Linked DNA regions of Homo sapiens: region 1 is linked to region 2. A link is a contact called in ENCODE POLR2A ChIA-PET data. All regions are on one chromosome and are shown on one strand. Each heading gives the region's core, a stretch centred on a gene start or an enhancer-like site at or near the end of the contact. The rest is flanking DNA. Distances are from core to core; before and after follow the strand shown.

Evidence for each region. ChIA-PET counts read pairs that join two places held with the same protein, here RNA polymerase II (POLR2A).
Region 1: POLR2A ChIA-PET joins it to region 2 with 13 read pairs in activated T-cell. The contact joins two enhancer-like sites. POLR2A ChIA-PET finds 5 or more read pairs at or near these places in 2 of 52 experiments (A673 and activated T-cell).

The regions. Positions count from the first base shown.
Region 1 is chr17:17,895,024-17,899,551 of GRCh38, forward strand. It overlaps TOM1L2 (target of myb1 like 2 membrane trafficking protein), which reads right to left. Exons shown (of 15, transcript NM_001082968.2): 3 at 3,573-3,651. Among named protein-coding and RNA genes, the nearest start is that of SREBF1, 60 kb to the left of the region's middle. RefSeq lists an enhancer at 2,731-2,780. Within about 2 kb of position 2,493, at least 2 of the 41 ENCODE cell types and tissues checked have a DNase peak (open chromatin) inside an H3K27ac peak, as active enhancers do.
Region 2 is chr17:17,190,018-17,194,410 of GRCh38, forward strand. It overlaps MPRIP (myosin phosphatase Rho interacting protein), which reads left to right. Exons shown (of 24, transcript NM_001364716.4): 24 at 1-2,626. Among named protein-coding and RNA genes, the nearest start is that of PLD6, 14 kb to the right of the region's middle. RefSeq lists enhancers at 1,114-1,781, 1,782-2,447 and a silencer at 2,618-2,707. Within about 2 kb of position 1,625, at least 12 of the 41 ENCODE cell types and tissues checked have a DNase peak (open chromatin) inside an H3K27ac peak, as active enhancers do.

The DNA of each region.
Region 1 (4,528 bases), core at 1,243-3,742, 710 kb after region 2:
ATAGGGGAGGTGCCCAATAACTGATGACCATGATTACGTGATTACTGTTCAGAAGGCTGCTGTACACACGACGAAGGGGATGGCCTCTTATCCTCCCATAGGACAGGTATGTAGCCTCTTGGAATTCGGAGGTGCCAACTGGGAGTGCTCTGAACTTCCCAGCACTGTGTAAACCAACCCATAGGATTACCTGGCCCTTCCCATGCCAACAGCCCCCAGTGCCACAGTCTACTAACTGGGGAATGCCTCCTCAAAACGATGTCACCAGCAACAGGGAACATTTCTGACTACCTCAATTATTCTCATTTGCCCAAACTAATCCAACCACTGGTTAACTTCTGCAGCCATCCCACAGGGCTAGGTCCAAGCAAGTGGGCTTTACCTGGACAAAACATAGCCGTAAAGAAAGGTCCATAACTGGAACACTGACTGAATGCGACTATATGCCAGGCACTATGAGAGATCCTTCCATAACATATGGAGTTTTATCCAATTCTCACAACTAATTACTTCTCCTTAAGTGGACCTTAATATCCCATGTTTTAGAGTTAAGAGGTTTAGAAAGGTGAAGACATTGATCTAGGTACAAATTGTCAGTCAGTGCCAGAAGGAGCACAAGAGCTGTGATTAGCCTTCTCTGGAGCCCCAGTCTCCTCGCCCACCTTGAGGCCACAGGGCCATCCCTCCCTCACAGCTCTCCTCCAAGCAGCCACATCAGCTAAGAGTGCCTCAGATGACAGGCAACATGTGTTAGATTTATTGTTCCCCCCTTTGGTCCTTGAAATAACCCTGTAAGATGGGAATCATCCCATTTTAGAGATGAGGAAGCTGAGGATCAGAGGTACCATGTAACTTAACCTAGGAGGCCAAAGCTGGGACTCCCCATGCCAGGCAGCTCCGCAGCCAGCCAGAATCGTTCCTTGCCTTGCTGCTGGCTGCACCTTAGGAGGCCCCGGGTTCCTCTGGGCTTGCCAAGGAAGATTCTGGAGGTTAGCACCCTCAGGGCCTCTGAGTGACCACAGGTTTTACTAAGCCAAGGAGGCATTTTCCTTTCTGAGTCTCTGCTTGTGCCTGATTCTGGTAACCGTGAGGTAATTGGCATTCACTCTCTTGTAGTGATCCATGGGGGCACTGAAATGAACCAGAGGGGTTCTTTCTGTTCTCAAGGGCCTTACAGGCACCCTTCTCTCTAGGATTCTCTAAAACCTTCCTCCCAACTCAGGCAGTGGGGTGTTGGGGTCAAGGCAGATGGCAAGAAGTATGCTTTATTTTGTGAGAAGCAGGTGGGAAAGGTGAGGCTGCAATTATGAGTGGGGAAGAGAATTGGAAAAACAGGCATAGGTCTGAGGAGTAGAGCAGCCTGGGGCTCCACTCCACTCTCAGAGCAACAGTGGCAGGAACCACTGCCCGCCATTAGGGAATACATGCTTAGTTTCTCCTGCACAGCAGTCCTCAAGGTCAGTGTGTCCCAGCCTGGTCTTGGAAGTGCCCTGGACAGAGATGCATGTGCCACAGAGCAGCCCCAAAGCCTATCTGAGCAGGAGATCTAGGAGGTCCTCCCTGGGCTGGCAAGAGCCGCTTTAGGCCACCCTGCCAAACAGGACCCTGGCAGTTTTGTCCCTATAGGTTGAAAGGCATGAAACATACAGTGGTAATTTTCCAGAATGAAGCCAAAAGCCATGGAGAAAGTAAACGGGGCCTCTAAGCAATCAGAAGTGATGTTTAAGTCCACAAATGAAGACACAAGCAGAGAGCCCCTCAGGGCTTCTTACTAACTTATTTTGGGTAAATATTAACAATTTTGGTGGGTACAGATATGAAGTCCGGAGAGGGCCACAGGAAACAGGAGGACTGAAAGTGACTAAGAGAGTAAGTGAAGCCCTATCAGCAGACGTGAGACCATGCAAAGCGCGCTAGGATGGGGCCTCAGTGTAGGGACGGCAGCCCTGCGCATTTCACAGGCCTCCCAAAGGCATGGCTGGGTTTGTAGTGAAGACCTAACCCAAGGAAAGGTCAAACAGTGTCCATCATGCCCTGCTAGAGGAAGGCAAGTAAACGCAGAGTTCACTTTAGAAAGATTTCCATCCAACACGATTACCATGAAGTTGGGTGTGTAAATGGAGATGTTTTAGATAGCAGTAAAATTCCCTGATATATTAGAGCTCATTCCCTCGTGATATGAGTTATTGAAAGCCACTCGTTTTGGGCATCACTCCTGGTTTAGTGAATGCTGTGGCTCAAATTCTGAGAAAAAATAAAATAAAAGCTTCAACTCCCTATTTCTCAACCAGTCTTTTCTCCTTTATTATTCAAATCCCAATTCCCTGGCAGAACTCTCTTAATAAGTTTTGGGGTTTCGCTTGGGCAAAAAATCCAAACAGGTTCTCTGCTTTAAAAGGAAACATGGTTGTTTTGGATAAATAACCTACTATTTCAAAGCCCCAGAGAAGTTGACCTGGTGACCTGTTACAGTTTCTATTTTAAGAACTCACTGTGGCCCAGATTTTGCCACATCTGAAAAACTGTTAGTTCTCAAGACAGAAATAACACCTGAAGTCGTCTTTTTAAATTCTCTGACAGCTTTGGTAAGGGCAAAAATCTGGTCTGTTCCTTCCTGAAAAAAATCACTTGGCTGACTTTTTCAAGAGTCTTTGTAGCTATTTTCAGTTTTTACCCCATGCAAAAGACCACTTTATGATGGCAATCCACAGCTCAGTACACCTCACTAGCTGTGAAGGCTGGGTAAACCTCCAGACCTCTCTGAGCCTCAGTTTCATCATCTGTACGGGGGAGGATAGTAAAATCTCTTTTGGAGGGTGGTTGTAAACATATTCATTAATGTCCAAAAAGTTCAGCACAGTCCCAGGCAGGGGCAGGTACTCAATAGGTGGAAGTTAACTTTTTTTTTTTTTTTTTTTTTGAGACGAAGTCTCACTCTGTTGCCCAAGCTGGAGTGCAGTGGTGCGATCTCAGCTCACGGCAACCTCCACCTCCCGGGTTCAAGCAATTCTCCTGCCTCAGCCTCCTGAGTAGCTGGGACTACAGGCACCTGCCACCATGCCTGGCTAATTTTTGTATTTTTAGTAGAGACTGGGTTTCACTATGTTGGCCAGGCTGGTCTTGAACTCCTGACCTTGAGATCCTCCCGCTTCAGCCTCCCAAAGTGCTGGGATTACAGGTGTGAGTCACCGCGCCTGGCCAACATTTTTACAAAGAGGAAACTGATATCTAGAGAAGGAGTTGGTCTCAGTCTCAGAGCAGGCTGGTGACAGAAAAGGGACCCACCCAAAACCTTTAGCTCCTCTGCTCTGGGCTTCTGTACCTGACAGCACTGCACACACCTTATCTTCTGCTCGTATACATTTACCAAATTGAAGCTCACCACTCCCTGTTTCAGAGGACAGGAAAACCCAAAGGCAATACCAGAAGGCTTTGCTGGACTCCAGTGGCCCAGGCACCAAGCCATTCAGAGGTTGTGCTAAGTGGGCAGAGGGAAGGCCCTGTGAGGGGGGCAAGGCCAGGAGCAAGGAGTTCCCCAGATGACTTCTCTCCTCAAGGAGAATAGCACTCACTGTTAATGCCAGCATCACCTCTCTGTAGTTCCGGTTCCCGTTGAGCCGCTTCTTCAGGGCTCGAATGGCATCCTTTGGCCTGGAAAAAAGAACAGACATATAAAGATACTTACAATCCCACTTGAGGACACGATCCTACAGATATGTGAACTAGTATATATGCAAGACTATTTGCTGGCTGCAGCATGTTTGTAAATGTAAAAGACTGGGAACAAACTGAATGTCCATCAATACACAACAGGTTAAATTAAATCATTGACACAATGGAATACTATGCAGCTGCAAAAAAGAATAAAGAAACTCATGCACCAATATACACCAAACTCAAAGACATGTGCATAAAGTTCTTTGCATAACAGTGTACAAAGCTTGCTATTAGTTGAGTTATAGAAGGAAAGCAAACATACATAGCACAGGTGCCAGCGTAGGGAAGAGACTCTCTAGAAAGAGCTATAACAACCTGGTAACTGTGGCTGCCCCTAAGGAAGGGAACCAAAGGCGGAGGGAGGTTTTTCACTGGACTGCCTTTTTGCAGACCTCTTGAATTCTGTATCACATGCAAGTATTATTTATTCAAAACCCTAACTAACCCACTGGTGTGTGGGTACATAGAAGAGAGTTTTTCCAGAGAAACCATATGAGAGACACAGAAGAGAGCGTGCCAGGTCCTTGTGAGCCCTGGATGCCCGGCTCTTCCTGAATTCCATGGAACTCCTTTTCCCAGAGAAAGCTTAAGTGAGTCTCCTTAAAACCCAACAAGTTTTGTGTTTTTAGGTGACAGATCTGAGGTGGATTCCCAGATAAAATCTTGCAGAATTATAGACAGTACTCAGTTCACAAATGGGCTCTGTCCAAAAGTTGGAGTGGAGCTGTTTGGAAGTTGGAGTGAGTTCTTCCTTAATTACTCTTATACCTTAGAGTCAGGATTCCCAGGCAGCCCTCTAAGTATACATATT
Region 2 (4,393 bases), core at 375-2,874:
TCCTGCCCTCCAGCATTCTTCTCTAGAGAGGTTCCTAGCCCGCTCAGCGCGAGCGTCTCCAGTAGGTAATAGCAGCTGAACGTGGGTTTTCCACGGACTTCAGGCTTGGAGGTGCCATATACAAGCACACTTCTTCCTTCCCCTGGCTTCTCCATGCCACCACCCACTTTAAAGATGTAAACTCAGTAGATTTTTCATCCAGTGAACGGTCATCTTCACATCGAAAGGTGAAGGCCACCACTGTTCTCAATGCCAAGCAACAGAACGTTCTGAGATGGCCGTTCTTCCTTGCACAGCAGCTACGGCAGGTTGTTCTGCAGCCACCCCTTAGAGGGGGCTCTTCGTTTTACCTTTGTACAGTTCTTGTGTTTACACATTTGGGCCAAACAGCTTTCAGCAAGGGCATGTGTCCACAGCTGATGGGCAGTTAAGAACCAGCCTGAGCTGAAGGCTAGTAATACCGTGCTGTAGGCTCTTTAAAAGGAAAGCCTGGCATAAACCCAGCATGGAAAGGAACATTATCAGTTATCTCAAATTTTGTCTGCCAGGGACAAGACCCTGTTCATTCTTTTGCCCTTTTCAGAACTGTGAGCTTCAAGTATTCTTGCTTCTCTGTAAAGGGAAGACATCTCCCTTCTCTGAAATCCTTCAACAAAAGAAAAGGCTCTTGGCAGGGTAGGGGAGTCAGTAGCTCAACACTAGATCATCCCTAGAGATGGGGCAAGTTTCTGTCTGAACACGTCTTGGGTCCGAGTCCTTAGGTGTTCGGATGCAGTACTTTGTGAATACTTAAGCTACTGCATGCTTGGTGTAGCTTGCAATTTCTCTGTATTTAAAAGCAGCTGTGTTTATTTTCTTCAAAATAACCTGTATATTATTTAGAGCAAGCAATGTAAATATTACTGAGAAGTTACTGCAGGGATTTTTGTGACAGAGTTTGTATGGGTTTTTAAAAAAATCTTAGACACCCCTTTTTAAGATGGGGAGAACAGGGTTGACTGCACCGTTGAAGCCCGCCCAGCATTATAAGGAAATGTTTTTAATGACTGCTGCATCTTTGTAAAACGTTTGGTCATCTAACAGATGGTTTTAAAGTGTACAATATCCAAAATAACGATAGCCCTGTATCCATACATTGTTTCATTGAAAGAATTCTCTATTGCCTCTTCTTGGTAGAGCCAGAGTCCTTAAGGAAAATCAGGAAAATTAAGAAAATGATGGTGCCATCTTGACCAGACTTCTGCACAGTAATTTAACGCTATCCTAGGGAGACTTGGTTGAAGGCACAGTTCTGGGATCAGGGTCTAAATGTGCAGTTTCTGAGAACCTTCAAGACCACTCACTGGGCAGGGCTCTGTGGAGCACTGGAGCTGTTTGGATTCCCCAGCCCTTTGGTCATATCCTGGAATTCCGTGGAGGCTGCAGAACTTAGATGCAGCTGTTTTTTACAGCACCTATTTTTGTCAGATTGGTAAGGAAACACTGAGTCACAGAATACTTAAGAATTGGAGACTCCAGTAATGTAGGATGGCCTGAGAGGACGTCCAAGTCCCAAGGGGTGGACACGGCATGTTCCTCGGGCACAGCCTCAGTGGGGGCCTTCCCCAGGCGCAGCTCGGCCACCTGAGGAAAGGGTGTTTCGGAGGCGCAGCCACACACACAGCGCTGGCAGCCTCACGGTCACGCCCATCACTCCCTGCCCCCCACTGCCCTTGAGAAGTTAGTGGTGTCACATCCTTAGTTTTATAGACAGCTAGGAATAGATTGTGAAGAACACTCAGTTCACTACTGTGTTACATTTATATCACAAGCTTCAATTAAAATGGATTTTAAAGGATTTTAGGATTTACCTTTAGTATTAACAACGTATCTACTGACATACTGTTAGGATTCAAAACCAGTTAAGTATAAGAATTACTTCATGTGGTTTTCCTAGGGTACAATTTATAAAAGGTAGAAAGCATCCAAGTGGCTCCTCAACAATTACAATTCTTAATGATTTTTCTCACAGCTGTGCCCTTCTGTCAGGGTCAGTGTCAAAATTCGTTATCAAAGGCAAAACCTACTGTGCCAAGCTGGGGCGCTATATGTGAACGGAGTGGAAATGCTTCAGTCACCTCTGCCGCAGCTTGTGATTCCAGCAGTTCTCACAAACGTTCTGTCACATGATGAAAAGAAGCAGCTTGTATAATTCCAACTGGTGTTTCATTTCTGTTCTAATGCTAAGTGGTAACGCTTAACAAACAGACTAAAAGCTGTGTGCAGAAGAAAGGGCTGAATGAGTACCGCCTCCCTAGGTTCCAGCACAGCGCTCGGGTCTAAGAAGTAGAGCCCCGGGGTAGGGTGGGCCATCCACTGTCAGGCCAGTGTCTCAAGAAAGCCTGACCAGCTGAGCTGCTGCTTTTTTTTTGGGGGGGGGGGGGGGAGGGGCGTCTTGAGGCTTTTTTTTTTTTTACAAAGTTAGTTTGTGATCAACGATTCACTACAATTGAAGTGTTACTTTGTCAGAATATTTATTCCTTTGTGTGACATGCTAGATTCCCTGGATGTAGCTGATCATTTTTATTTTGTAAATATTACCTAACTTTACATAAACTATATCATAATAAACTATTTTTGCATCACCCTTTGCATGCTGTGTAATGAGATTTTGTTTAGTTGAGAGACATCTGCAAAATAAGCACGCAGGTCAAAAGGCAAACTGAACAGTAGCCTCCAGCTCTAGAGTGGGTTGATTTCAGTTTCATTACCTCCTTTTTTTTGAGACAGTCTCACTCTGTTGCCCAGGCTGGAGTGCAGTGGCAGGATCTCGGCTCACTGCAACCTCTGCCCCCGGGGTTCAAGTGATTCTCCTGCCTCAGCCTCCCAAGTAGCTGGGACTACAGGGGCACGCCACCACGCCCAACTAATTTTTTGTATTTTTAATAGAGACGGGGTTTCACCGTGTTAGCCAGGATGCTCTCCATCTCATGATCCGCCCGCCTTGGCTTCTTAAAGTGCTGGGATTACAGGTGTGAGCCACCGTGCCCGGCCTTTATTTTATTTTATTTATTTTTTTTGGAGCAGGGTCTCACTCTGTCACCCAGGTTAGAGTGCAATGGCATGATCTTGGTTCACTGCAGCCTCTGCCTCCTAGGCTCAAGAGATTCTCCCACCTCAGCCTCCCAACTAGCTGGGACTACAGGCATGCACCACCACACCCAATTAATTTTGCATTTTTTGTAGAGACGGGGTTTCCCTGTGTGGCCAAGGCTGGTGTCGAACTCCTGGACTCAAGCAGTCCTCCCACCTTTGCCTCCCAAATTGCTGAGATTACAGGCATGAACACAGTGCCAGGGCCTGATTACCTCCTTTTGAATTACAGTGGATTTTTTTTTTTTTTCTTTTTTGAGACAGAGTCTTGCTCTGTTGCCCGGGCTGGAGTGCAGTAGCGCGATCTCAGCTCACTACAACCTCCGTCTCCCAAGTTCAAGCGATTCTCGCGCCTCAGCCTCCCAAGTAGCTGGGATTACAGGCATGCACCACCACACCTGGCTTGTGTGTGTGTGTGTGTGTGTGTGTGTTTAGTAGAGATGGGGTTTCACCATGTTGCCCAGGCTGGTCTCGAACTCCTGACCTCAGGTGATCACCTGCCTTGGCCTCCCAAAGTGCTGGGATTACAGGTGTGAACCACTGTGCCTGGCCAGTTTTCAGCATTTTAGAATTACGGTAGTTCACATAAAAATTTGGATTTTACCTGTTCACACACAAGCCATTGTAAGAAATACTTTACATGCAGAATCTAATTAAGGTACACTGCCCCAGTTAAAGAAGCCTTCAGGGGCTAAAGGGACAACGAGAAGTGCTAATGGTGGTGATGCTTTTATTAATCAAGGTCTTGTAATTCCCCATCCCTGTCCCTCTTATTAATAGATTTATTTACAATAAAATTTTACCTTTTGCTTAAAAAAGAAACTGCATTTTACATCATGACCCAATATACACACACGCCAACAACCTGAAATTTAACAAAATAATGCACCCTTACTATATATACTTTGATGATTTCGTTCACTTTTAAAAATTCTGATTGTGACCCACTAAATAAATTTTAAATAACAAACAACTGGGATTTTTAGGTTGGGCGCAGTGGCTCATGCCTGTAATCCCAGCACTTTGGGAGGCTGAGGCAGGTGGATCACTTCAAGACAGGAGTTCAAGACCAGCCTGGCCAACATGGGGAAACCCTGTCTCTACTAAAAATACAAAAATTAGCCAGGCATGGTGGTGTGCGCCTACCTGTAATCCCAGCTACTCAGGAGGCTGAGGCACAAGAATTGCTTGAACCCAGGAGGTGGGGGTTACTGTGAGCCTAGATCGTGCCACTGCACTGCCAACCTGGGCAACAGAGCAA